Linked DNA regions of Homo sapiens: region 1 is linked to region 2. A link is an interaction called in ENCODE POLR2A ChIA-PET data of the cell type or tissue named here. Cell type or tissue: Caco-2. All regions are shown on one strand. Each heading gives the region's core, and the rest is flanking DNA. Links, peaks and the distances in the headings are about the cores only. Region 1 has its middle 28 kb from the start of PKHD1. Region 2 holds the start of IL17F (interleukin 17F).

The links. Peaks named below come from ENCODE experiments on the same cell type or tissue, not always from the same donor. Only the 100,000 strongest peaks of a DNase experiment are listed, where the experiment ranks them.
Region 1: POLR2A ChIA-PET joins it to region 2 with 11 read pairs; 3 of 35 experiments call an interaction of 5 or more read pairs at or near these places.

What each region holds. Positions count from the first base shown.
Region 1 is chr6:52,107,815-52,123,360 of GRCh38, reverse strand. No RefSeq gene overlaps it. Among named protein-coding and RNA genes, the nearest start is that of PKHD1, 28 kb to the right of the region's middle. In Caco-2, for the core only: no CTCF peak of the experiment used is centred there; a DNase peak (open chromatin) is centred at 6,880.
Region 2 is chr6:52,237,076-52,251,405 of GRCh38, reverse strand. IL17F (interleukin 17F) reads left to right here and starts at 6,906. Exons shown (of 3, transcript NM_052872.4): 1 at 6,906-7,009; 2 at 12,456-12,676; 3 at 14,238-14,330. The coding sequence starts at 6,977. LOC124901328 (a long non-coding RNA gene) reads right to left here and starts at 14,320. Exons shown (of 3, transcript XR_007059607.1): 1 at 14,209-14,320; 2 at 12,812-12,949; 3 at 12,583-12,664. It also overlaps the pseudogene SLC25A20P1. In Caco-2, for the core only: no CTCF peak of the experiment used is centred there; no DNase peak of the experiment used is centred there.

The sequences.
Region 1 (15,546 bases), core at 2,575-10,574, 120 kb after region 2:
AGTAAGCCAGAGTGTGTTCCCTGCCCCCAACCCCCTTCTGATTTAGTGTTGCAACTGTTAAGCTGAACCAAAGGAAAAAAAAAAAAAAGGAAAAAAAATACAAAGACTACCTCAAAAACCAAACTACAAATTGGGAGAAAATATTTGCAATGTATATACTAGCAAAGAGAAATATATCGACAATATATAAAGAGCTCCTACAAATCATTACATATAAAATGAAATTACGATATCAAAACAGGCAAAGTTATTGTATCTTCTCGGTCATGTTTCAATTTTATCATGACTTAGAGATGTGGCTTGAGTCTCTAAACTCCAGTCCAATTCCAGTGCTCTATCTTCATGCCTCCCCCAGGTCTGTGTCTCTTGTCTGTCTTTCCCAGCAGGAAACAATGGCTTACTCAAAGAATTTCAGTGAAGAGTTTAACGAAGGAACAGTCTTTAGAGTTGTGGCCAGGTTGTGAGAATAAACAACAAAAATACTAGCAAAATCCAGAAACCATTACCATGTCTAGATCTGCAGGCATCAGGGGAAGGAGTTGCTTATTGGAGCTCGGAGAGAGCTAGAGTTCTGGATGAGGGGACTTGCCTCCTGGGTCTGAGCCTGAGTGGTGCAGTTCTTACAAGTCAGCCCGCATGGTACAGAACACAGCATAGGAGAGTAAAGAATGGATGTGGTGGGGTAGGGAGGAAACAGAGGATAAATAGGACAGTGATAAATAGAAATCCACAGTTTAAAACTTAGTATCTAATAAACATTAGATTCATTTAAAAGCTCCTCAACCTCACAAATAAGTACTAAATTGTAATTTTTAGAACGATTTTCTCACATTAGGTTGGCAACATTGAAAAAACAGGCATAATATTTAGTGTTGCTGAGGATGAGTAGAAATGAGAACTCTTATACATTATTGATAGCTTTCTGGAGAATAATTTGCCATTAGTTATTTCTGTTTAAAATACTATTTAAACCAGCAATTCGGCTTCTAGAAGCAGCTTACTCAGCTTACGCTGGGCAATAGTGGAATTTAATTAGTGGAATTGACTGCTGTTTTCAGGAGACACCATCCCTGCCTTCCTGGCATTTATAGTCTATAAGGGAAGAAAGGCATCTCTTAATGATTGTTCATAATTTGTATTTCAAAGATGTGGGTCAACTAATATTTACGGAGTGCCTACTATGTACCAAAGCCTTCACAATACATTAAGGTTAGGAAGTATGCTTGGCATGGTGGCTCACGCCTGTTATCTCAGCACTTTGGGAGGCTCAAAGAAGGATGATTGCTTGAGCCCAGGAGTTCAAGACCAGCCTGGGCAGCATGGTGAGACTGTGTTTCTACCAAAACAAAAATACAAAAAACAAAACTAGCCTGGCATGATGGTGTGTGCCTGTATTCCCAGCTACTTGGGAGGCTGAGATGGGAGGATCACATGAGCCCAGGAGGTTGAGGCTAGAGTGAGTGATCATTGTGCCACTGCACTCCAGCCTGGGTGACAGAGTCTCTTACTCTGTTCCCCCCCCCCAAAAAAAAAAAAAAAAGAAAATTAGAAAAAACATAAGCCTTGACCCTTCTCTTTGAGGGCTTCTAATCAAGTGTATAGATGGTTATATAAACAGGTAATTTGAAAATTAAAGTGGTAAAGATGAGAGTAGCAGATACATCCATGGAATAATATGGGGATAAAGAGGAGGGGGAGCATCACTTAGCCTTGGGATACGGGGGAGATGTTCTTAGAGAAGTTAATGTTTGATTTGAGTTTTGTTTTGAGAGATAAGCAAGAGTTACCCAGGTTAAAAGGGGGAAAAGGCACTCGATGTAGAAGAAAAAACATGAGCAAAGCATGGGAGAAGGAAGCAGAACGGCATGCTGGGGAGAAAGACAATCAGCTTACAGAGACTATTGCTTCTGCTAAGAGGAGTAACGGGCAGACTTAGCTTCCTGCCTGGAATAACCGAAAAACTCAGACAAATAGTGTAAAACACAGTTTTAAAGAAACTGGACATCAGGGAATGGACAGTGGTCCTTGAGAATGACCTCTAAGATATCCCCATATTGCTGCGTTGAGATAGATTCCAGGTTATGGTGCAGGGAGGGAAACCAAGTAGAGGTAGACTTCCTGAATTAAGGTCACAAAGCTAAGGTTCCTAGGAGACCAAGGTGGCTATGTTTCACTGAAAATTATAAAACACAGCCTGATTCAGTGGCTCACGCCTGTAATCCCAGCACTTTGGGAGGCCAAGATGGGTGGATCACCTGATGTCGGGAGTTCAAGACAAGCTTGGCCAACACGATGAGACCCTGTCTCTGCTAAATATACAAAAATTAGCTGGGTGTGATGGTGTATGCCTGTAGTCCTAGCTACTTGGGAGTCTGAGGCATGAGAATTACTTGAACCTGGGAGGTGGTGGTTGTAGTGAGCCAAGATTACACCACTGCACTCCATCCTGGGCAACAGAGTGAGACTCTATCTCAAAAAAAAAATTATAAAACACTTTTGAGAAAAACTAAAGGAGAAGAAATAATGGAGAAATATACCTTGTTCATGAGTTGGAAGACTCGGTGATGTTAAGATATCAGTTGATCTACAGATTCAATGCAATTTCAAACAGAATCGCTGCAAATGGGTATTACCAGTAGAAAACGACAAGCTGATTCCAAAATTCACAAGGACCAAGTCATAACAACTTTAAAATAGAATAAATTTGGAAGTCTAATACTATCTAATTTTAAGACTTATTATAAAGCCACAATAATTAACATAGCCTGGTATTGGCATTAACATAGACAATGGAACAGAATAGAGGTACAGAAATAATCTCACATGTATATGAACAACTAATTTTTAACAAAGGTGGAAAGGAAATTTAGTAGAGAAAGAAGAATCTTTCAACAAGTGTTGCTGGAACAATTGGATATGTACATGCTAAAAAAAACAAAAAACAAAAAACAAAACCAAACAAAAAAAACAACAACCTTGGCTGGGCACGGTGGCTCATGTCTATAATTCCAGCACTTTGGGAGGCTGAGGCAGGCAGATCACGAGGTCAAGAGACTGAGACCATCCTGGCTAACATAGTGAATCCCTGTCTCTACTAAAAGTACAAAACAATTAGCTGGGCATGGTAGTATGTGCCTGTAGTCCCAGCTACTCGGGAGGCTGAGGCAGGAGAATTGCTTGAACCCAGGAGGTGGAGGTTGCAGTGAGCCGAGATCACGCCACTGCAGTCCAGCCTGGTGACAGAGTGAGACTCCATCTCAAAAACAAAAACAAAAACTTTGATTCGTGGTCTAATCAATAAAATCAACTTAAAATCAATCATAGTCCTAAATGCAATACCTAAAACTATAAAATGTCTAGAAATAGACATAGAAAGAAATCTCTGTGGCCTAGGGTTATACAAAGATTTCTTAAGCCTAATACCTTTTATGGGTCAAGCCTAAATTTTCTTAGGCTTAATCCACAAAAAAAAAAAGACAAATTAGGCTTCATCAAAATTAAAATCTTTTGTTGAGAGCTTAAAAAAAGACAGACTAGGGAGAAATAGTTGCAGAATTTTCTATCTCATAAAGAACTTCTATCCAGAATATATAAAGGACTCTCAAAATTCAATAATAAAAAGTAAACCATGTCTACCCTGACAAAAAAAGTGACCAAAAGATTTAAACAGACACTTTACCAAGGAAAATATATAGATGGCAAATAAGCACATGAAAACATGTTAAACTTATTAGTTGTTAAGGATATGAGAATTAAAGCCATAATGGGATACTACTAGAATGATTAAAAGAGAAAGAAGTGATCATACCAAGTGTTGGTGAGCATGTGGAGGAACTAGAACTCTCATATACTGCTGGTGGGAATGTAAATTGGTACAACCACTTTGGAAAACAGTTTGGTAGTTTCTTAAAAAGTTAAACATATACTTACTCTATGATCCAGCCATCCTACTTCTGGTTGTTTACCCCCACAAAAGAAAGCATATATTCATACAAAGACTTGCATACACAAATATTCACAGTGCATTTATTTGTAAAAACCAAAAAGCTGGAAACCACCAATTATCTATCAACAGGTGAATGGATAAGCATATTATGACATAGACACATGATAGACTACTAAGTAATAAAAGGAATTAACTATTAACTGATACATGCAACAATATGGATGCATATCAAAATAGCTATGCAGAGTGAAATAATCCAGACAGAAATAAGAATTACTAGATAAATTATTTATTTTAAAACTAGAACATGCAAATAAATGTATAGTGACAGGCAGCAGATGGGTGGTTGCTTGGGAAGATGAGTTGGGGAAGGTGGGAGGGAGATATTGCAAAAGGGCATGAGTAAGCCTTTGGGAATGATAGATATTTTTACTATCTTGATAGTGGTGATAGTTTCATGGATGTATACATATGCCCAAACGTATCAAATGTTACATTTTAAATAAGTATAGCTTATTATATGCTAGTTATATTTCAGTAAAGCTACTAAAGTTGGCTTTGTAAAGTGATGGAAGTTCAGATTGGGGAGATGGGCAAAGGCCAGGTTGTGGAGCATCTTGCGTATCTTTGACATGATGCTACACTGAATAGTTTGAATAGTGGTCAGATTATGTTTTGTATAGCCCCTCTGGCAGTTATGCAGGGGGTGAATTTTAGGGTGGCAAGACTTGAAGTAGAGTGACCTATTATGAGATCCTTGTGATATACACCATGAGAGAGGATGAAGACCTGACCCAGGTCAAAGGTGATAGGTATGGAGAGAATGGGATGCAGTAGACATAGAGAAATAGAAGGCAAACTGTTGAGTCTTGGTGGTTGACAAGGCATCAGTTTGAAGGGAGAAAGGGTCTAGGGTGATTCTAGGTTCTGGCCATAAAATAAGGAGAGAAGAGGAGTAAGAACAAGTTTAACAGAAAGGATGATAGCTTTACTTTTGGACAGGTTGAATTTTGGGGGCCTGTGAGTCCTCTAGCTGGATCTGTCCCCTATGCAGTTCAGGAGATAGGTCTGAATCTGAGACTTACCAGTGCAGAGTCAGAGGGAGTAGATGACACTGACGAAGGAGACTACAAAGAGCTAGTGGGGAAGTGGTCAACAGTGGAGCCCTGGGAAGTGCCAGGGTATAAGGGACATGCACTGCAGAAGGAACACTCACTGATTTAGAAAGAATGGAGTGGACGTGGGAGTCAAGGGAGTACGGGTTTGAAGAAGTAAATAATCAAACTGCTTTTTCTTGAGTTTAAACATGAATAAAGTATTGGGCTTTTATTGGTTGTCATTGCTAAGTAACAATTTATCACAAACTTACTGGCATAAAACAACACACAATGACTATCTCAGTTTTTTACCTGACTGATCAAACGCAATGTAACTGGGCCCTCTGCAGAGTCTCACAGGGTTTCAGTCAAGTGTCTCCTCGTCTGCATTCTCATCCAGAGACTTGAGACTTGAGACTTGACTGGGGGAAAAATCTGCTTCCAAGTTCAAGTTCAATGAGTGTTTTTTTTTTTTTTTAAGAATTCATTTCCCTGCAGCTATATAGATGGGAGTCCTGGCTTCTTAGTGGCTGTCAGCTGTCAGCCCCCTTCATTTCCTACAGGCTGCTCACAGCTCTGTTCCACATGGCCCTCACCATAGGCAGTTCCCAAGATAGCTGTTTGCTTCCTCAAAGTCAGAAGGAGAATCTCTCACTTCTTTTGGCTAAGATGGATTCTTACATAATGCAATGTAATCAAGGCAGTGACAGCCCACCATCTTTGCCATATTCTTTTTTAAGTTAAAACAAGTCACAGGTCCTGCACATACTCAAGGGGAGGGTGTTATACAAGTGCATGGCGCAGTGGGGTCACCTTAGGGTGTATTGTCACATACTGTTAGATGCAGAGATTTCCAAGATTTGAGGAAGTGAGGCCAGTTAGGAGACAGCAATGGTAATTCAGGCAAAAGGTATTAGGTGCTAGAGTGAGGGTAATGGCTGTGGGGAAGGTGAGAGGTAACTGAGTTTGAGAGATAAGACGAGGACTTCATAGACTTGGCTATTGTAGGGGGCTTGGAGGGGAGGAACAAGTTTAGGAAGATGTCCATTTGGCAGAAATGTTGTGAGGGTAGATTATGAGTTCAGTTTAGGCATGTTGTGATGATATCTAGTAGGATACATGATAAATGGTTTGAATCATGAGGTGGGAGGGAACTTGGTTGAAGATGAAGTTTTGAACATCATCAGTGACAGCTTTGCTTTACTTTTAAGGCAAGGAAGTTGACTGGTCCTCTCTTCCCCTCCTATATATTTGTATCACTGAATAAACAAATGTGTGGAGAACACTGTGCCATGCTACTGAGTGGTATACATCCATCTTCCCAGCTTATTTCTGACCTTACCTGTAGAAAGTCAGAGTTGACACTCTATGCTGTTTGGATGGTAAGGGTGGAGGGGGAAAGACACATTCATTTTCCCCCTCCCCTCACTCAGAACATCTGCTGCCCCTGTGATGGGGGTGGCTGGTAGCACACCTCCTAAGCCCTGGCAGATATAGGAGGGCTGCATGGAGCTGAGCTGATGGCTGAAACCAAAGAAGCCCCAAACCTGTTGTCAAAGCAGCTGCATAAACCATAAATTTCTTGTGGAAGCAGACCCAGTGGCTGTCAAAGGGGAGGAAGTGAAATGGGAGCAGCTATAGTTGGTATAGATGTCCCTTTGGTTTCTTCATCCAGCTCAGAGCTCATAAGTGCAGGGATCCAGGTTCTTTCTTGAAGACAAAAATGCATGGCCATATTTTCCTTTGGATTCCCTTAATCAGGGTGAGGCAAGCATGCTTTACTGCACTGGTGGGTGGTTCTACCACAAGGCTGACTCCCATTCCCATGGAAGCACTGAAATAAGCCTCTGCTTTGCAAAGTAAATAACAAGGCAGCCTACCTCTGGGTCTTCCCGGGCCTCTTATCATTTTGATCTTTATGGTATCATAAATGTCTTTTTACAGGTGCGGGAAAGGGATCCTGGTGAATTTGTTTATGCTTCTTTTTTTTTTTACCCTTACTGATTAATTGCAAGTTAAAAGCTTGGCTGATCAAGTGGGGTCCTTTGCCTATCTCCAAGAGAGGGTAATACACCATCCATAAATTGTGTGCTTTTGTGTGGACGGTGTGCATGTGTATTGAGAAGTGGCTTACTAACAAATTCAAATTTTAACAGGTGCTTTAGTTTACTTGGTGTTGGTGAAGAGTGTTAAGTAAAAAAGGCAAACAGAAACTCACATGGGTCATTAGAGCCATGATAGGGGCAGTAATCTTTTTTTGAAATAAATTTTATTGTGTGTATTTGAGGTTTACAACATGCTATTATAGAATACATATAGATAGTAAGATTACAATAGTGAAGCAGATTAACATATTTATCATCTCACATAGTTACCTTTTTTGTAAAATTTATTAATTTAACAAAAGTCCCTAATACAATTTTATTAACTGTCATCTTCATGTTATACTTTAGATCTCTAGACTTATGCATATGGACAGTAATCTTACGTCTTACAAAATTCCCTCCTTCCCTCCCATCATCCTCCCTTAACCCTCCCCTACCCTTCCTCCTTTTCCTCCCTTCCTTCCTTCCTTCTTCCTTCCTTCCTTCCTTCTTTCCTATCATTCATCCAACAAACTTTTATTGCATAGCTCCTTCCTGTATGCCCATTATTATACTAGGTGCTGTGGATATTGGAATGATTTAGAGACATTCTCTGTCCTGGGGTGCTGTCTATCCTTGCTGGGTATTGAGAACATCCCCCAAATTTAAAAGCAGGCTTGTTCTGTATGTCAGTCAACAATAATCAGCTGCATGTAACTTTGGTGCCATTGCTGATGCACTCTTTTTATGGCCTGCATTTGGAGTTCTTTCCCAGCTGTATAAATGGATTTGAGTTGATTCATTCACGCTCTATCATCCAGCCTCCTGATGACTAAGGACAATCTTTTCCCCAATGACTGGCCACAGCTGGAGGCACAATCTATGGTTCTGGAAGGTTAGAAACATCAACTGGAATGCACCTTTGGGAACTTGGAATTAATTAGGACAAAGTCTGAATAGTGCAGTAGGATTACACCCCTTACTGAGAATCATTTCCTCTCTCTCCTGGAACTTTTCCGTGGTCATACAAGCATGCTTCAAGATCATCACTAAAAACAACCCCCAGCACCACAAAAACCTGCCGTAGTAAAACTTCTCAAAAAAGTTGTTCATCGTCTCTGTATCCATGCTTTCATCTTATTTGCACCTCTTAACAGATGGCTTCTGTTCCTCCCTGCAGTGAAATCACTCTTGCAAGGTCACCAGTGACTCTCAGATTGCCAGGCTCAACCATTGTTTTCCTGGTCCTGTATTGGCATTTCAGCTGCAGTATTCAACTCACTTGCTGCATCTTCTCAGTTACTTTTTCTTGGCCCTTTGCTTGGCCTGTAAATGTTAGAGTGCCCTGGTGACTTCTTACACCTTTCTAGTTAGAATCTCTCCCTAGGTGATTCTACACAGCCCCAAAGCTTTACATAGTATCCACATGCAGATGACTCCAGACTTATTTATCCTCAATCTTTCTCCTCATATATCCAACTTCCCACCTGACTTCTCCATTTGGGAGTCTAAGAAGTATCTCTAATTTAATGTGGCTAAATCATAACTTTGTATTCTCACCCCTACTTTATGTTCTTCCCTATCTCAGAAAATGACACTCAGTAGCTCAGGCCCCATATTCATGGTGGTGGCATCTTTGATTGCTCTTTTTCTTCACACTCTATACCCAGTCTTTCATCAAGTCCTCCAAAATAGCATGCATATCTACCTCCTCCCATCTGTCACCACCTTATTCCATGCCATTGGTAATTTTTGCCAGATTTTACTTCCCTTTAATTAATGTACCAAATTAGCTATAATATTTTAAAACCAGATAATTTTATTATAAATAATGTGATTATTTATATGTTTTATTGTAAGTAATTTGACTACAACAAATCAGATTTTTTATTATAAAGTTTTCTAATGGGTACCATTTTATTTATTTTCTTTTTTTAATTTTATTATTATTATACTTTAAGTTTTAGGGTACATGTGCACAATATGCAGGTTTGTTACATATGTACACATGTGCCATGTTGGTGTGCTGCACCAATTAGCTGGTCGTTTAGCATTAGGTATATCTCCTAATGCTATCCCTCCCCCCTCCCCCCACCCCACAACAGGCCCCTGTGTGTGATGTTCCCCTTCCTGTGTCCATGTGTTCTCATTGTTCAATTCTCACCCATGAGTGAGAACATGCGGTGTTTGGTTTTTTGTCCTTATGATAGTTTGCTAAGAATGATGGCTTCCAGTTTCATCCATGTCCCTACAAAGGACATGAACTCATCATTTTTTATGGCTGCATAGTATTCCATGGTGTATACGTGCCACATTTTCTTAATCCAGTCTATCATTGTTGGACATTTAGGTTGGTTCCAAGTCTTTGCTATTGTGAATAGTGCCGCTATAAACATATGTGTGCATGTGTCTTTATACCAGCATGATTTATAATCCTTTGAGTATATACCCAGTAATGGGATGGCTGGGTCAAATGGTATTTCTAGTTCTAGATCCCTGAGGAATCGCCACACTGACTTCCATAATGGTTGAACTAGTTTACAGTCCCACCAACAGTGTAAAAGTGTTCCCATTTCTCCACATCTTCTCCAGCACCTGTTGTTTCCTGACATTTTAATGATCGCCATTCTAACTGGTGTGAGATGGTATCTCATTGTGGTGTTGATTTGCATTTCTCTGATGGCCAGTGATAATGAGCATTTTTTCATGTGTTTTTTAGCTGCATAAACGTCTTCTTTTGAGAAGTGTCTGTTCATATCCTTCACCCACTTTTTGATGGGGTTGTTTTTTTTTCTTGTAAATTTGTTTGAGTTCATTGTAGATTCTGGATATTAGCCTTTTGTCAGATGAGTAGGTTGCAAAAACTTTCTCCCATTTTGTAGGTTGCCTGTTCACTCTGATGGTAGTTTCTTTTGCTGTACAGAAGCTCTTTACTTTAATTAGATCCCATTTGTCAATTTTGGCTTTTGTTGCCATTGCTTTTGGTGTTTTAGACATGAAGTCCTTGCCCATGCCTATGTCCTGAATGGTATTGCCTAGGTTTCCTTCTAGGGTTTTTATGGTTTTAGGTCTAACATGTAAGTCTTTAATCCATCTTGAATTAATTTTTGCATTTTTTTTTTTTGAGACAGTTTCACTCTGTTACCGAGGCTGGAGTGTAGTGGTACGAACATGGCTCACTGCACCCTCAACTTCCTGGGCCCAAGTGATCATCCTGCCTCAGCCTTCCATGTAGCTGGGTCCACAGGCCACCATCATGCCTGGCTAATTAAATTTTTTTTTTTTTTTTCTAGAGATGAGGGTCTTACTTTTTTGGCCCAGGCTGGTCTCAAACTCCTGGTCTAAAGCTTTCTAGTTAGAATCTCTCCCACCTCGGCCACCCAAAGTGCTGGGATTACAGATGTGAGCCACTGTGTCTGGCTAGTGTTCCCTTTTATTTAAAATAAAATATGACAGCTATTCGGGAGGCTGAGGCAGGAGAATGGCAAGAACCCGGGAGGCGGAGCTTGCAGTGAGCTGAGATAGTGCCACTGCTCTCCAGCCTGGGTGACAGAGCGAAATTCTGTCTCAAAAAATAAAAAATAAAAAATAAAAATAAATAAATAATAAAATAAAATAAAATGTGAAAAAAGCTTTGCTATGACCTCCTCCATAAACTGCATACACCCTGCTGGCTTCTGTCATGTCAGCCCCTGCCACCACCCACAAACTCTTCTCCAGCCACACAGGCCTCCCTTCCATTCCTCATATACTCCTGCCCATGCCCACTCTACTCCCTCTGCACTTGTTCTTTTGTGTGGAATCTCTGCCCCCAGATCTTCACAAGGCTACTTCCTTCTTTACATTTCAGTCTCAGCAAACACTGCCTTGAAATGGCTTTCCCTGAACGTCTGAAAATGCTGGGCAACCTTGTTACCCCCATCTCATCATTATAGATTTTACTTTTTTATTGATAGTGTTTCTCAAGATCTGAGATTATCTTGTTCACTTTTTATTTACTGCATATTGTCTGTCTTCCCCCAGTAGGATGAGACCTGGGTGGGAACAAAGACCTTGACTATCTCATTTAATACTCAATCCCCAGTGCCTGCGACAAATCCCCAGAATGCACAGTGGGTAATCATAAGTCACTCCCTTGCTCACGACCCTTCACTTCTTCCCATCTTATGCTGAGTAAAGGCCTTGTACTTTTGATGACTTAAAAGGTCCTGTATGAAACATCTCCTGTATGCAACATCTCCTGTACTATACCAGCCACTGTCCCTGAACTCGTTTTCTTTCTTTCCTACTCTGGTCACCCTGGCCTACTCACTAAATGTTGAACATGCCAAGCATGTTCCTTTCTCAGGGTCTTTGCACTTGCTGTCCCTTTGCTGGTAGTAACTTGCTCACCAAGACATCTATGGGCTTGCTATTTCATTCTTTCATGGCTTTCTTTACTTCCCTATCATAAATTCTACTTCCCATCATGAGATCTCCTCTCTTCTTTTCTATATTTTTCTCCTTGGCACTTCATACAGTCTAACCTGTTATTTATTTTACTTACTATTCTTGTTTACTATCTCTCTCTCCCACTAAACTGTAAGCTTCCTGAGGGCAGGACTTTTTGACGGTTCTATTCACTGCAGAATTTCAGTGACTGTGCTATCCCTGCACATGGTAGTTCTCAGTAAACATTTACTGAGTGAATGAAAAATTAGACGGATTCCAGGCCAGGTGCAGCAGCTCATGCCTGTAATCCTAGCCCTTTAGGAGGCTGAGGTGGGCGGATCCACTTAAGTCCAGCAGTTTCAGATCAGCCTGGGCAACATGGTGAAACCCTGTCTTTGCCAAAAATAAAAAAAATTAGCTGGACGTGGTGGCATGCACCTGTGGTTCCAGCTACTCAGGAGGCTGAGGTGGGAGGATGGTTTGAGCCCAGGAGGTGGAGGTTGCAGTGATCCAAGATCGCATCATCACACTCCAGCCTTGGTAACAGAGCCAGACTCCGTCTCAAAAAAAAAAAAAAAAAAAAAAAAATTAGGTAGATTGTGGCAGGCAGCTCCATTACAAATTCTAGACTTTATAGGAAAGCCATTGAACAATTTTGAGGAGAAAAGTGCCAATTAGTTTTCCATTGAAAAATGATGGCTTTGGTGACTTGGATTGGTAGAATGAGTGTAGACATTGTGTGACAAGTTAGGGGGATCCTCCTTCCTTACACCTTATACAAAAATTAATTCAAGATGGATTAAAGACTTAAATGCTAGACCTAAAACCATAAAAACCCTAGAAGAAAACCTAGGCAATACCATTCAGGACATAGGCATGGGCAAGGACTTCATGTCTAAAACACCAAAAGCAATGGCAACAAAAGCCAAAATTGACAACTGGGATCTAATTAAACTAAAGAGCTTCTGCACAGCAAAAGAAACTCCCATCAGAGTGAACAGGCAACCTACAGAATGGGAGGAAATTTTTGCAATCTCATCTGACAAAGGGCTCATATCCAGAATCTACAATGAACTCAAACAAATTTACAAGAAAAAAACAACCCCATGAAAAAGTGGGCAAAGGATATGAACAGACACTTCTCAAAAGAAGACATTTATGCAGCCAACAGACACATGAAAAAATGCTCATCATCACTGGCCATCAGAGAAATGCAAATCAAAACCACAATGAGATATCATCTCACACCAGTTAGAATGGCAATCATAAAAAGTCAGGAAACAACAGGTGCTGGAGAGGATGTGGAGAAATAGGAACACTTTTACACTGTTGGTGGGACTGTAAACTAGTTCAACCATTATGGAAGTCAGTGTGATGATTCCTCAGGGATCTAGAACTAGAAATACCATTTGACCCAGCCATCCCATTACCAGGTATATACCCAAAGGATTATAAATCATGCAGGTATAAAGACACATGCACACGTATGTTTGTTGCAGCACTATTCACAATAGCAAAGACTTGGAACCAACCCAAATGTCCAACAATGATAGACTGGATTAAGAAAATGTGGCACGTATACACCATGGAATACTATGCAGCCATAAAAAATGATGAGTTCATGTCCCTTGTAGGGACATGGATGAGATTGGAAATCATCATTCCCAGCAAGCTATCGCAAGGACAAAAAACCAAACACCGCATGTTCTCACACATAGGTGGGAATTGAACAATGAGAACACTTGGACACAGGAAGGGGAACATCACACATCGGGGCCTGTTGTGGGGTGGGGGGAGGGGGGAGGGATAGCATTAGGAGATACACCTAATGTAAATGATGAGTTAATGGGTGCAGCACGTGAACATGGCACATGTATACATATGTAACAAATCTGCACATTGTTCACATGTATACATATGTAACGAATCTGCACATTGTGCACATGTACCCTAGAACTTAAAGTATAATAAAAAATGTACATATAAAAGAATTTTAGAAACAAAAAAAAATTAGAGGGATCTTGCAGAAGTTCAGGGGAGACAGAATAATAACCTAACTAGGGGTGTGGCAGTGGGGATGCGGAAGAGGGTATATTTGAAAGAGTTAAGAGGCTAAATCTGTAAGATGTGGTGATTTATAAGAAGTGGGAAGCTATGCTGTGTTAATAACAAATCTCAAGTTTCTAGTACAAGTACCTATGTGAACAGTTGTTCTATTCCTGGAGACAGAAAACACTGGAGGAGGAAGAGATTTCAGGCAGAAGATCAAGGGCTCAAAGTCTTTGGACTTGCTGAGTTTTGGCTGTCTGAGAGATAGCCGAGTAGAAATACTGTGTTGGCAGTTGGATATTCAGGTCAGGAGCTCAGAAGATTTGAGTCATCGGCATACAGATAGTATGTGAAGCCATGGAAGTGAATGATAAACAAAAACTGGTATCAGATTGCACCTGTGAGACCAAAAGTCACTGAATATTTTTACAGTTCCAACATGGCTATTTCTCTCTGGGGAGATTCATTTGCTATATTGAGTGTCATATTATAGTACTCAGTCTTCAGTTGGAACCTTCAAAGGTCAACCTCTTCCTTCCACTGAGTCCTATCTGTCACCCTCCCATCAGGATTACTCTGGACACAATTGCAACCCTGTCATTAGACTCAGTTCTGTTTTCAGGTCTTCCTTCTGCATCTCCCGAGAGCCTGACCCATCTACCAACTGGCTATAAAGAAGGAGTGAGGGATGGTGACAGTCACCCAGCCCTGCTGCAGATTGGAGCACTTTTCTCCCTTTGGGGCTTCTGTGTGTGCCTATGATCAGATCCCTGTTATTCATTGTTATGAGGGAACAAGAGAATAGATGGCTCAAGAACGAAGGAGTGCAGGACTAATGGAAGTGTCTTAAATGGAAAGAAGATTTTGATATAGTTCTGTGAATATTTAGTATCTTTGTTTTATCCCAAGTCAGTTGTAGAAAATCACGCATTTATTTTTGGCTTTTTTCCTTTTTCTATTTAAAATACTTTAAAAAAGTCATTACATATTTACTGTAAAAAGTTCAGTGTGAAAGGGTATAAGTGAAAAATATGAGTCCCTTTTCCTCCTCTTTACATTTCTGATTTCTCTTTTTAAATTGGTTCAATTGGTTGTCCTGTTAAATTTTATTTTAAATTCAAATTTGGTTGGGTTCAGCAACTTGGCATGATTCACTCTGCTTCTGCTCAGGTTTCTTAGGAGCAGCTGTTAGAATGAATATCTTGCTTGTGCTGGGGTCTTCTACGTGGCTTCTCCAGGCAGCTTTTGACTCCAAAGCACCTGGGAGTGCAGTCAGATCTTTTAATTCTTGGGCAAGAGATGGCATGCTCTGAGGACAGGCAGCTGCTGCCCTTCAGGAGGCGAGGGAGCAGGTGGGGCAAGCTAGCAATGTGCCACCAAATCCCTTGCAAATTTTCCCCCTTCCTCAGCAGAGACTGCCAACCAGGCTGAATACCACAGGGAGATTTTTTCCACTGTGAACAACTGTCCCCAGGACAGTGAGCTGGGGATCACGTTTCAGGAATCTCGTATTGCCCTTGAGAAGCCTTGAGGATGGCTGTGAAGTGTGTGCTGGGGATCAGAAGCTCCAAAGGGGGGTGATGAGTCACGAGGCCCTGGGCTGGGAAGGGCCTTCTGGAGAGTGGTGGGCAGAGTGGACGAGAAACTTCCTGTGTTCCCTTCAACTGTGCATGGAAGTGAATGATGAGCATCGTAACAACCTACACTTCTAAAAATTATTTGTTTCATTTAATCTTACCTTTCCTTTTAAACTTTTCTATTTCATTTCAGTTTAGTTTCCAATCCAATTTGAAGTATAGTATTATGAAATCTAATTTAAATTCAGTAATTTATTTAAATTAATTGAGCACATAATAATATTATTGTATTTATGTTCTGTCTTATCCTCATTTGGCTCTGAAACATATTGTTAGTGTCATTCATTACCTTCATTTATTTC
Region 2 (14,330 bases), core at 6,331-14,330:
ATGAAACATTGAATTAGTAGTTTCAAAAAAGTCTGAAACTGGAAATGTTTTGCATTAAAAGGAAAAAAAAACCCCAAGAATGATGTAGAGTTTGTGGGGTCTGTAGTTTTCTGCTTTTTGGGAGAGGCTCACTTCCTTTTTACTCTGTGGTCCCTGGCTCCACTTCTTGGAAGGTTTAAAAAATTTATTTTTTCTCCCTGTAATCTCTTTGGTCACATCTGACATGGTGTTGGTGAATATACCTTTCTTAGAGCTTTAATTCTTGTTCCTTGATGGTTGGGGGACTGAGGATTGGTTCCTGATTAATTTCTAGAGCTCTCTCAAAAACTTAGTGAACTTCTAATCTGAGTCAATTCTTTTTGAGGCATAATTCCCAGAACATTTCTATTTCTTTGTTTCTTCATTCCTATAACTCTGTCTTGATTTGATGGCAGATTACTAGAACTATACTTTTACACTTTTAATTGAGTCCTTTTATCCAGTTAAACATTTTTTTCCAGATGCTTCATTCTAATTCTTGCCCTTCGGTAATTTACTTGGTTGAAAGGTTTTATTGTGCATTTCTTTTTCAAAGGCTTTTTCAATCTTCTGTTGCAACCTTACAGGGCTCTGAATTTCTTAATTTCTTTCCTTTTTTTTGAGACAGAGTCAATTGCTCTGTTGCCCAGGCTGGAATGCAGTGCCGTAATCTCGGCTCACCTTTGCCTCCAGGCTCAAGTGATTCTCCTGCTTCAGCCTCCACAGTAGCTGGGATTACAGGCGCCCACCGCCACGCCTGGGTAATTAGGGTTCTGAATTTCTGAACTGTCTTCATTTCCTTTCATTTTTGTTTATCAACCTGCCAACTCTTTCCTGAGCTCATCTCTTTTATGTGTTACTTGGCCAAATGCAGACAACAGTATCCAAACACATGCAACTAACATTCTGTTTTCTAATCTCTTTCTCTAGAGCTTCAAGTTTATTAGGTACAAGATCTGCCTCTCAAGTTATTGCAGGCAATGGTTTAACTAAATGTTTTGCCATTGTAGAGCATGGATTATCGTCTGTCCAGCCTATGGCGTGCTACCTGACCACTGTTTCATGCTTTCTGTTATGATAGCACTTTACTTCAAGGCATAAATTTCTGTAACTGCAGATATACTGTCATGTTGCAGTAGTATATCTTGATTAGATGCACTTTTTTTCTTTTTTCTTTTTGAGAGAGGGTCTCACTCTGTAACCCAGGCTGGAGAGCAGTGGCACAATCTCTGCTCACTGCAGCCTCAACCTCCTGAGTAGCTGGGCTCAAGTGATCCTCTGGCCCCAGCCTCCCAATTAGCTGGGACTACAGGTGTGCACCACTACACCCAGCTAAGTTTTGTATTTTTTGTAGAGGGTTTTGCCATGTTGCCCAGGCTGGTCTCAAACTCCTGGCCTCAAGTGATCTGCCCTCCTTGGCCTCCCAAAGTGTGGGGATTGCAGGCATGAGCCACCACACCTGGCTAGATACCCCTTTTAAAAATGAGAATAAAAGTTTTTAAAAGTTGTATTTGTTAAACTAAATGTGTACATTTATTTTATCATTATTCCCAGCAATCTCATATTATTATCTTACTGGTTTATATGTGCGTGTTCACTTTTTTCCATGACTGTTTTAAGCTCATTAAGGTAGAGACTGTAATAATACAGTCTATTGCCTGTGCTACTAGCCCCAACAAAATGTATCATGGCTCCAAGCACATATGAGGGCATGAAAACATCTTGCTGATTTGGATGTTTGAAGAAGTATAGTATTTTACCACATTTGAGGCTGTGTGTAACTCATTGCTAAGACAACAGAGTCTTTTGGTATCTCTTTTTGTGGGCTCTTGGAGTTGACTGTAGTCATCTCGCTGTCAGTGTGTTGAATAATGGCTCCAATGCATTATTGAAACTCTTAAAGCTGGTGACAGCTTAGATCATGAGTGGTATAGAGCCAGTCAGTGAAGGGTTCCACCATAGTCAGCCGTGTGCCCATCATATGTTCATTAGTGTGTCCCTGGTATTAGCACATGATTTACATTATAGGAAGTGCTCAATGAATGCTAGATGAGATAAGAATCTGGATCTGTTGATTTAGTTTGAACTCAGTGATAGCCAGTTACCAGTCTGGCATCCTGATAAGAGTTGTTTTTACCCCAAGGGGGAAAACTGTGACCAAAGGTCAGTGTTGCCTCCTGCTTACATAAAGAACCATTTTGTTCTCCCCTGCAATCTAGCAAATCCTCTTGTTTTGAATTCGGTACTCTTGGTTCCAACTGATTTATTCATTCTTTCTTTCAAGAGAGCTGGTATATTCTTCTATGCATTGAGGTACAGCTCTGAATGGAAAAGAGATCACTGAAGAAAATGAGTGACTCAATCCACTCAATTTAGTACACATTTAAAGGTCTATTGCACATGTTGCTTTGGGAGCATGAGTGATATAAGCAAAGATGAAAACATGGCTCTTGATTTCATGGAGCTACCTTCACTGTGCACATGGAAGGTCACTCCTGGGGAGGCCTTGAAAATTCTCCGTAAGATGGGCTTAGGGGGTTCAGTCTGGCTAGAAGGGGTTGGCCAGGGGACTTGAGTCTGTCTTTGCATAGAATACACTGTTTAATCTAGATTGTATATTTGAGGATGTATATTTGGAGAAGGAGGCTGGTAGAGATTATTGGGAAGCAGGGTAAAGTTACCCAAATATATGAAGATCCCAGGGAACTATCCTAAAACATGTATGTGAGGGCAAGATACACAAGTATTGGCACAAGAGGTTGAGGAAGGGAACAATGCCTGAAAGGGTGATTTGAGGAAATCTTTTTGTAGAAGTTACACTTCTGGTTGTTCCAGAGAGAGCTGCAGAGGATTGCACAGGCATGGAGGGGAGCAGGGTGGATGGAAGGCCTGTGATCACAGAATTTTGATCGGTTTTTCAGGGCCTTCCAATGAACCTAAGAACAACTTTCTCTTCATTTTCTTCATGTGAAGAAAATGGCAAAGAGTTGTTCGAACATGTTACGCTAGAGGAAAATAACTTTGCCCTGCTAGAATGTGTCCTGCCTTATGAAAAGATGATGTGTAATTTTACCCAATCTTAATGAATGTAAAAAAAGATAAGTTACTGTTTTTTGGGGAATGTCTGTGTATCTCTAGGGCACAATGCCTGACACATAGAATGTGTTTAACAAATGTTTGACAACCTGAACTGAACTGAGACAAATTAACTTTTTGCAGGTCATTTAAATTTCATGTCAGAGCATTTAAACGCTTAATTTTTTTCCTTCAAAAATTGGAAACAAAAATATGGCGCTCTCATGAGAAAAGATTGTGCAGAAAGAGCCTTCCTTCACCCTGGGTTTTCTCACTTATCCCAGCAGGCTGGGACTGTCCTCACTGTGTAGAAAGGAAAGTTTTTCACCCATTCTTGGGAAATTAGGCTACTCTACTCTAGTTTTACTTTTGATTACTTGTGTAAAAAAAAAAAAGCAAAAATCAATAGCTAATAGGTTATCTCTTCCTAAGCATATATGCCCAGTCCAGTTGGACACAGATGTGGGGCTCAAGTCCAAATCCCCATGTGCAGCCCAGGATTAGGTGGTACCCTGGAAATCAAGTGGGTGTTCCTGGCTAGGGATTGAAGATGATCTCAGCCCCTGGTCAGCTGGTTGAAAGCATCCAAAGTGCCTCCAGTGAGAAGCTGAGATTACCTCTTTAATGAGAAACACTTTGGGTGTGGTAGGGCCAACCGTCAACTGGTAGGCAGTATTCTTGCCACAGGTAGTATCTGGTCTAGAAACTACTAGATCTCCAAATCCTCTTAAGGTCCCTTACATTGACAAGAATGAATTCAAGTTGCGAAATGACACACCAACTTATACAAGGTAGAGGATGTCATTAAGGCAACAGTCTCACCAAGTCCATGCGCAGAGCTCTGATCCCACCGTCTCCTCCCCTCATTCTCCAAGTCTGCTTAGTTCTGCCCACTACTCTTCCTTCTCAGCAACAGTTCCAGCATCCAGAAGTCTTGAGCAGCCTTCTGCCTCACAAGTTGGGGGTGGCCCAATTAAGAAACTTCATGGCAACTTCAAGGCCAAGGAAACAGGCTGCATTGGCTGGGAAGGCTCGGGTCATCACTGCATCAGACCCTTTAGACAAGGATGTGATTCCTTCATCCCAGATCAGCTCCCTCAGCACATCTCCAAAACTGTTAGGATATTTCCCAGGAGGTGCGTCTGGAAGGGATACTTGAGCACATCTTGCGGGACTGCCATTGCCCAGTTGAAGATCCCTGCAATGCACCCAGCCACCAGGATTCAAGGCACACTGAGCTCACAGACCCTCTTTCCTTCCGGAGTGAAGATATTTTTTAGCCATTCATTTGTCATGAAATACGTTCCGCTAGCTGGAACGTCTCACATAAGGGTAAGCACGGTCCCTTTGTAGATGCCTCGGATCTGAAACTCCTGGTACAACTTCTTTGCACAGTCCAAGGTTCCAGTGTACTTGGTTTCCCCTGAAGAAGGCTGAAAGTGTAACAAGGACTTGATGGGTTCTCCAGGGGTCGCGATGCCTGTGGTGAATGTACCAGATAACATCCCAGCTGCAAACAGCTGGGGATAGCTGAGCACATCTTCTGGGTGTTTCTGTCATAGTTTCTTCCTCAAACCAAACCCAAAGAAGCACACAGCAAAGATGGGGGTGACACCGATGATAGGGGCAGCCATTCCCTTATATAGCCCTGTGATGTCCCTTCTAAGAGTCTTTGGGAGAGAGTCAAAGGTCCCAGAGTACATGGGAGGCTGTCTAGGCAAACTCGGTGGCTGTGTCTGCAGTCGGACCTTGACAGTGTCCAGAGGGTGCCCCATGAACACCAGGCACATGCCACCAAAGCCACTGGCCAGCAGGTTCTTGAGCAGGCTGATGGGCTTTGGCTGGTCGGCTATGGTCAGTCTGCCTATCCCTCAGTCTGTCAGTTCCTGGGCCGTCCTGGCTCTGCTGCCCCAGCTGCAGTGCCAGGGCTGCCAATCTTGCATTTAAAGGCTTCTACTTGCTAATTAATTTTGGTTAAAAAAAACCATTCTTAGAGATAGCCAAGGTAATGGGCATTTAAGTGTTGCATCAATGTGATTTTACATATATGTATATTTGTCCATGGCTCCTGGTTCATAACTCCCACAGCCCTCGTTATATCCTAAGTGATAAAAATAATAAGCATATCTTTTGTTAGGGTATTTAGCTTTTTTGTCTTTGTTTCCTGAAGCAGCTTCAGACAGCTTCAGAGCAATAAAGGTGAAAAAGACAGTCTTTTATTGTAATGTTGGGGCACTTTAGGCCTAAGAAATAGGCCTCAGAAAAAAGAATCTCCCTCTCTGAACTTCTCCTGCCCACCTTTTCTCCCCAAGACCATAGAAACAGAAAATATCCTGTCATCTAACATCACCCCCCACACCTTTTGTCTTGGAGCTGGCCATAAAGAAATTCTTTGATTTACCTTGTCTAATCATAGGCCATAAGACCCTCAATTCAGGAAGGGTCCTCCCCTCTACCCAGGAGGAAGGAAGGCTGCTCAGAGAGGCCAAGAAAAATCTGAACAGGCAGGCCTGGCTGAATTTCCTCATTCAACCTGTTAATATCAGGTTATACCCTTTTTATCCAATCACATTTGTTTACAGTTTTCCATGTTGTAATCATGTCTGCCCAATGAAGACTCCATAAAAGGCCCAAGAGGATGGGATACAAAGAGCCTTTGGACCGCTGAACTTGTGGAAGTTCTAAGAAAGGTAAACAGTAACTCATCCCTGTGCTGGGAGGGTGGTGCACCCCAGCTCCATGGGAAAGAACACTTCTGTGCTTGTGACCCTTTCAAACCTTGCCCTGTGTACCTTTTCATCTGGCTGTTGACTTGTATCCTTAAAAATATCCTTTAGAATATACTGGTAAATATAAATTAGTGTTCCCTAAGTTTTGTGAGCTGTTCTAACAAATTAATCAAGCCTAATCAAACTCAAGCGGTTTGTGGGAACCTGAACTTGAGGCCAGTCAGTCAGAAGTCCCAGAGGCTTGGACCTGTGATTGGTGCTTAAAGTGGGAGCAGTTTTGTGGGACTGAGCCTTCAGCCTGTGGGATCTGACTCTACCTACCTGGAGATAGCGTCAGAATTGAATTGGATTAGAAGATGCTTAGCTGGCGTTGGATGCAGAATTGATTGCTTGCTGGTTGATGGAGATAAATGCCCACATACATGGTCATGGAAATCTTTTGTGTTGCTGGTTGTGGTGTGAGAGCAGAGGAAAACAGTTTGTTTTATCAACACAATGAATAGTGATTATTTATTAAGCACCAGTAGGAGTCTAACCATGGGGTTAAAAAATAATTAGTTCAGGGAGATAACAAAACTACCAGGGTATATCATTTCTGAATTTTTCACTTATGTCATTCATTTCTTTAGTTTTGTTTTCCCATTCATAAAATGGAGGTAAAGATAGTTTAGTACCAAGGCTCCTCTAAGGATGAGTTTTCTCCCATTTAAATCACGATTCATATTGCGTGACTGGAAAGTAGAACATATGGTCCGTGACAAGGGTGTTGGCAATTTGTGGAAGAACAAAAAAGATTTGACAACAATTTCTAACTTGGTTCATCTCTGTAGTAAATTAAAAATTTTGCTCTGATTTGTGGGCAATGGGGGTGGAAGTAGGGTAGAAGGAAAGAAAAATTTGGTCCTTTTCCTGTCATCCCTTTCTTTAGGGTCCCCCTTTTGTTCCCCTTCGGGAAATGGAATAAAAAAAAAAACCCCTGCATTCGTCAGTAACTCCGGGTCAACCACAACTTAAAGACAGTAAGCAGGTCAATCGAAACAGGGGCAATGATTGCTATAAAACTAACAGGTACTCTCATTGATAGAACACAGGCATACACAGGAAGATACATTCACAGAAAGAGCTTCCTGCACAAAGTAAGCCACCAGCGCAACATGACAGTGAAGACCCTGCATGGCCCAGCCATGGTGAGTAGCAGCAATCATTCTGGTTTAAGGACTGTCATGCCTAGGATTTCAGAAAACAGAATCCTAAGGAATTAGGTTTGATTGGGGTCTTTTTGGAATTACTTCTTAAAAAACAGAGATGACTTTAATTTTGACTCCTGTCTGGTGGAGAAAAAGAAAAAAATAACTAGAAAAGTTATAATGGCATAAAAATGCAGCTCCTGGCCAGGCGTGGTGGCTCATGCCTGTAATCCCAGCACTTTAGGAGGCCAAGGCGGGCGGGTCACATGAGTTCAGGAGTTCGAGACCAGCCTGACCAACATAGCGAAACCCGGTCTCTACTAAAAATACAGAAATTAGGTCGAGCCTGGTGGCTCACGCCTGTAATCCCAGCACTTTGAGAGGCTGAGGTGGGTGGATCACTTGAGGTCAGGGGTTTGAGACCAGCCTGACTAACTTGAAACCCTGTCTCTACTAAAAATACAAAAATTAGCTGGGCATGGGTCAGTTGCCTGTAATCCCAGCTACTCGGGAGGCTGAGGCAGGAGAATGGCTTGAACCTGGGAGGCGGAGGTTGCAATGAGCCAAGATCACGCCACTGCACTCCATCCTGGGTGACATAGCGAGACTCTGTCTCAAAGAAAAAAAAATGCAGCTCCTCACCCAATGGCTTTTGCCCAGGTGGTGTTAGTGTGTGCCCAGGTGGTGTTAGTGTGTGCAGTCCTTGGCATCACAGACAACTAGCATGTTCTTTCCTGTGGCCATCCATTATAGAGTCAGGTTGGCCTGAAATTCTTATCTCATGGTGGGAGCTTGGCCAGCACTTTAGGGATTATGTACATATACATTTTAACCAAGGAAACTGGGGCCTCAAGAGGTTTAATGATTCCCCTGAGATTACAGGAGTGCCCTGGATGGAAGAAATGAAATCACCCAGTGTTGACTTTGGACAGCTCCTAGAGAAGGGAAATTTCCCATGTCTCTGATTGCTATTTATTTATTTTGTACCATCTCATTCTTCTTGGAGGAAAGAGAGATGTTAATGCAATGAAAATCTAGCCCCAGCAGGTCTGGAATCTTGCCTGACATTAGTCAGATAAGGCCTGAGAAGAATTTACTATAGAGGTACATGAAAACAGGGGTTAGGAAATCCCGCATCATATTATTGGCTTAGATAATTTCCTTTTTTTCTCCTTTTACAAGCCATACAACTTAAAAGAGCTTGAATATCATAAAAGGTTCATGGCATATAGCAATGGTATGTTTTATTTTATATTTATGTGTTATTTTAAAGATTACATGTAGCTCAGCAAAGTGCCATATTTAGGGGCATAGGCTTTGATGTCAGGCAGACCTGGCTCCACTGCTTGCTAAATGTAGGATTTTTGGGTAAGTTATTTATCTTCTCTGTGCCTCCGTTTCCTCAACTGTATGGTGGGGATAACAATGGCATCTTTCTCATGGCATTTATTGGGAGGATTAATTAATATCTTTGAGAATAAATGAGTCTATACTCTGTACTGGCAGATTTGTGTATGCTTAATTTTCAGTTAATTTGGCCATTCTAATAAACAACGACTGATAATGATAGAGAAAGCATTCAGTAAGTGTTAACTGTTCATATTAATATTGTTATTATTGTCCTGGAAATTCTGATCAATCCACTGAAGTAGATGGGAATACTTTCCACTTTATACAGATGAACAAAAGCTCAATTAAGCTATTTATTTAACATTGCTGGATACTGTAAGCACAAGAACTGGTACACCAATCTAAGCTTTCTGTCTCCACATACAGTATGCTTTTCTTTGGTTCAGAGGCAAGATTTGTGAATTTAAAGCCATTGCATCCAAGCAATTCTGTTGGGTAGCTTTGTGCTCCATAGCTATTTCTAATTCTAGTTTCCTTAAAGAAATCTGTTGGGTTGTCAGCAAGAAACATAACAGTGCAAGGAGCATTGGAATAGGATTAGAAGTTGAGAGGTGCAGGCAGATAGGACATCTTCAATAAGTAGTTGAGGCAAATTCTCATGGACCTAGAGGTTGGCCAGGTGCATGCTTACATGTGTCCACACATTGCTGGTGAGTATAGAGGATGGATGTTCAGGTTGCTCAGGTGAGCTCACATTAGAGTGAGGTGCAAAGCTAGGCTGAGAAGGTTGTTGTCCTGTTACAGCTCACCTTCACCTGGTGCTTTCCCTTGCCCCTGTCCCCTATTATACAGATTGAGAGCGATATCTATTCATCTGCTTTATAGGTGGCATATAAGAGTTCAAGTCATGCTCTGGATTTCTCTGAGAGGTGCTGTTTAAATCATTCTTAAGAACCAGCAACAGCCTGGTTCAGAGCCCCTGCTCTGTATTACATAACCACTAAAATCTACAGTTTCAGATCAAAAGCTTTGTGGAGCAAATTGGAGTATTTGCAGACATCATCTGATTTCCTGATAACGAGCTATGTGACCTACAACACTTATGCACATCTAGTACAGCTGTCACATTACCTAAAACACTTAGCTCTTCTAATGAGACAAAACTAAGATTAATGTTGGTAATAATAAAAATGACCTTCAATGACAATAGCACTGACTACTGACACCTAGGTTTGAGTCCCCAGACTGGTACTCATAGGCTGGTGAACCCAATCAAGTTATTTATTCCCTCTGGGACAGAACTCTTTCACCTGTCTAATTGGGATAATTAATACTAGCTCTGATTACCTCACCAGGTAGTTGTGAAAATCCAGTGTTTAAAGAGATGTAAAAGAATTTTCTAATATACTCTAAGAATATATAAGCAAATGTAATAATGACTTGTTAGAAGCATTGTAATTATTGCTAAGTCATATAACTCCAATGTATGTATTTAAAAGTTTTCATAATGAAAATTAATAGTGATTCAGTGAGTATGACACAGAAGAGGAAAGAGAAAACACAAAGGAGGAATTTACTTAAGAACCCTAAATATGTGATTGGTAGGCTTGGGAAGTTATCTAAGACCCTCTAATATAAGTTGGCATCTTTTAAAAAAAAAGTCATAGCAGGCCAGGCGCGGTAGCTCAGGCCTGTAATCCCAGCATTTTGGGAGGCCGAGGTGGGCAGATCACTTGAGGTCAGGAGTTCAAGACCAGCCTGACCACATGATGAAACCCTATATCTACTAAAAATACAAAAAATTATCAGGTGTGGTGGCGCACGTATGTAATCCCAGCTACTCGGAAGGCTGAGGCAGGAGAATCGCTTGAACCTGGGAGGCGGAGATTGCAGTAAACCAAGATTGTGCCACTGTACTCCAGCCTGGGCGACAGAGTGAGACTCCATCAAAACAAACAAACAAACAAACAAACAAACAAACGCCATAGCAGTTTGTCAAGACAAGGTATATGAGTGTAAATTCCACATCTGTCTAGTCCACTGTGTAGCACAATATAGAGTTAGCAAGAGTCGCCAGTATTGGATACTTATCATATGCTGCCAGTGTTCTTCATAATTTATATGGATCATCTCATTTAATCTTCACATTTTTTTTTTTTTTGAGGAAACAGAGTCATCGCTTCTAAGAGTCCTGGAATTGAGTTACAGACCCTGGACTTCTGACTCTGAAGCCCATGCCCTGAGCTACCACACTGTAAAGTCAAGAGCTAGTTGTTGAATGAATGAACGATTGTGGGGGATGAAAGTTGATGATTGCTGATTATCTAAAGGCAAATCAGCCTCATTCTGACTCTTCTGGGTCAATCTTGCTTTCAACTTCTTTTTAGTGTCAGCTTCCTCAGTATGGCAAATGGACACTATGACCTTTTTGTTTACTCTTATTGTTTTTTGTCTCTAGTATCTGCAAAATATGAAAAGGAAGGCCTTTGAAACCAACATGTCTAATCACCTTCCCTACCTTAACTCATGGAAGGTGTGAGCCTGAACAACGCTAAGCCTAGAGAATAAAAGCAACTTATTTTCAGCTCTTTTTTTTTTTTTTTTTTTTCCAAGCAGGAGTCTCGCACTGTCGCCCAGGCTGGAGTGCAGTGGTGCAATTTCGGCTCACTGCAACCTCCACCTCCTAGGTTCAAAGGATTCTCCTGCCTCAGCCTCCCGAGTAGCTGGGATTGCAGGCGTGCACCACCACGCCTGGCTAATTTTTATATTTTTAGTAGAGACGAGGTTTCACCATGTTGGCCAGGCTGGTCCTGAACTCCTGACTTCAGGTGATCCACCCACCTCGGCTTCCCAAAATGCTGGGATTACAGGCGTGAGCCACTGCACCCGGCCTTCAGCTCTTCTTCTGTATTATGTTGAGAGTTGGTGATGGGCCTTGCTCATCCCCAGTAAGGGTCAGTGGCAATGGTGGGTGAGCAAAGCATGGTTGTGACAAAGGGAATCTGGCAAGATTTGTAGCTTTTCTTTTCATTAGGTCTTCAGTGCACTTTCATTCTTTGCGCATTCCTATAACACCAGATAAACTGGCATTTCAACGTAAGTATAAAAAAAATGCTCCAGAGCTAAAGAGAAATAGTTTCCATATTCTCTCTTGTGGTGCATCATTAGTGCCCCGGTTTCTTTCAATTAGCATGGATAATTGGAACTTTGCTATCGTTGGTTTTGCGTAATGTTTTTCTTAATGCAGTGAGCTTAACTATATAGTTCAATTTAGCTGTATCATTTTGTTCATTCATTCACTCATTCACTCATTCATTCCAAAAGTGTTTATGGAAAATGTGTAATATGCAGGAACTTACAATCTAATGGGTGTAGATCTGACAGGAACACAAATACTACATTTCTAGACAATTAAAAAATGCTGCTTGAGTGCTAGATGATCAAAGCTTTATAATTTAAGGATAATAAACATGCTTCTGATTGAACCATTTTAGGGACTGTTCTTAGAGGAGATCACATCTGAGCTGGGCCTTAATGGAAGGGTAGGATTTTGACAGACAGAGTATTCTAGGCAGTGTATTCTAGGTAGAGGGGTGGCTCCGAAGAAGGATTTTGTGGGAGATTCATGGGATATCAAGTTGGAAATAAAAACAAGAGCTATCGTTTATTAAGCCTCTATTTTTCTTATACAGATTTATAGGTGTTTTATATAGAACATTCTATTTAATCTCATTAGTAGTCTCATAAAGTGAGCATTATTATCCAGTTGGAAGGAAGAGAAACTAGAGGCTCAGCAAGGAAGCCAGGATAGGATTTTAACTCAATCTCAGACCCTTGCATCTTTCTGTCTCACTGTTTGGGAGCTTTTAGACTATGGAGGGCTTCAGTTACTAGCTAGGCTACTGAGTTTAGTTCTCAGTTTGGCACCTTGATACCTTTAGGTGTGAGTGTTCCCATTTCCAGGTGAGGAACTGAGGTGCAAAGAGAAGCCCTGATCCCATAAAAGGACAGGAATGCTGAGTTCCGCCAGACCATGCATCTCTTGCTAGTAGGTGAGGCGAGTCTCTAACTGATTGCAGCGTCTTCTATTTTCCAGGTCAAGTACTTGCTGCTGTCGATATTGGGGCTTGCCTTTCTGAGTGAGGCGGCAGCTCGGAAAATCCCCAAAGTAGGACATACTTTTTTCCAAAAGCCTGAGAGTTGCCCGCCTGTGCCAGGAGGTAGTATGAAGCTTGACATTGGCATCATCAATGAAAACCAGCGCGTTTCCATGTCACGTAACATCGAGAGCCGCTCCACCTCCCCCTGGAATTACACGTAAGTGCAAATGAGACTGATTTTCACATTCTTTGGAAAAATATGTTAATTCATTCTAATCATAAAGTAGAAAATGTAGAATACATAGAAAAAATAAAAGGGAAAATCCTCTTAACAATGAAAATTTCACTTTACCTGGGAGCTCATATCTTTCTTGTTTTGGACTAGGTTCACCTTTGTGGTTGATGGTCCTAATATTTTGCTTCCACGTTCTCATAGACTTTGTGCCTTTTTCTGCTTCATGTAGTTCTAGGATAGAATTCACAAATTTTCCTGTGTTGGAAGAGAGGGTTCTTTAAAGCAGATTGCATAATTATCTCCTCATGAGGATAAATGGGAAACAGAAAAGTCGGTTTAAGGAGATTCACTCAGATTAGACATTATCATTTAAGGAGTGGGAATGAGTGGAGGAGAAAGGCCAGTCTGGGAAATGGGATGTTAGGTGGAGACCTTCAGGGTACAGTCTTGTAATTTGGCATTAAGATACAGGTTCTTGGAAGACCAAGCACTCCCTCATACTCTCCAAATGTAAGTATCAAAGTAGATTCCAGGGACAATTGAAGTGCTTCTGGGGTTGTCACATAGCTTCTCATGTGAGTGTGTTATGAGAAAACCTTGGGACGGTAGTGCCCCCTGCCTCGAACTGGGAAGATATGGAGAGATCAAAGAATGACTTGGACAAGTCCAGCTTAGCGAGTGGATGAGTTTATTAAGACTTACTATGGGGCGCCCTAGGGCCACAGCAGGACAGATCTAGAGATCCGCTCTGCCTCCCATCTCTAAGCTGCTCTTAAGCGAATTTTCTGGCTCTTTGCCTACTGTGTGTGTCCAATGGGACTGTTTTCCTTGGTAGGTTCTCAGATACTCTCTGAGATGTTTGGGTTCTCGGTGGCCTGCTCCTTGGCTGTGCATGGTGGCCTTGGCTCACTGCCCGTCCTTCAGGGTTCAGACAGTGGACACACACCCTCAAGTAACCTGGTGGGGGTCCTGTCACACTACAAGTGGAATATGTACAATGGCAAGCTGGCAGGATAAATGTTGTGGTCTTTATGCCTCCAGGCAGAGGGGCCTATTAAAGGAGAAATGGAGAGAAGGTCTGAGATTCACAGACCTCTGGGGCTGTGGCTTTCCTTTCCAAGCAGCAGGCTCTGTAGACCGACTAGTGATGGAAGACTGACTAGTGACGTTCAATCTCCAGGCAGAGAATAAAGAATTGTAATAATAATAATAATAATGCCAATGAAAGATCTAATGTTAATTGAATGCTAACATTTGTACAGTGGGGTATTTTATATGTACTTGTATCACTGAGTATTCTCAACAGTTGCATGAGAAAATGGTATATGAAAATCCCCATCTTATAGTTGAGGAAACTGAGGCTTAGAAAGGTAAGCCACTGCCAGAGGCTGGTGTATGCTTCCAGGCTGTGTGGCTCCAGAACCTGTGCCACAGCCCTGCAGAACTGCCTCCCTGCAGGTGAACACTCAGTGCTGTGGGGCTCTCATTCGCTGTCTTCCTCCCCCATGCCTCACCATTGTGCTTTGGCTTGCTCCTCCTGCAGTGTCACTTGGGACCCCAACCGGTACCCCTCGGAAGTTGTACAGGCCCAGTGTAGGAACTTGGGCTGCATCAATGCTCAAGGAAAGGAAGACAT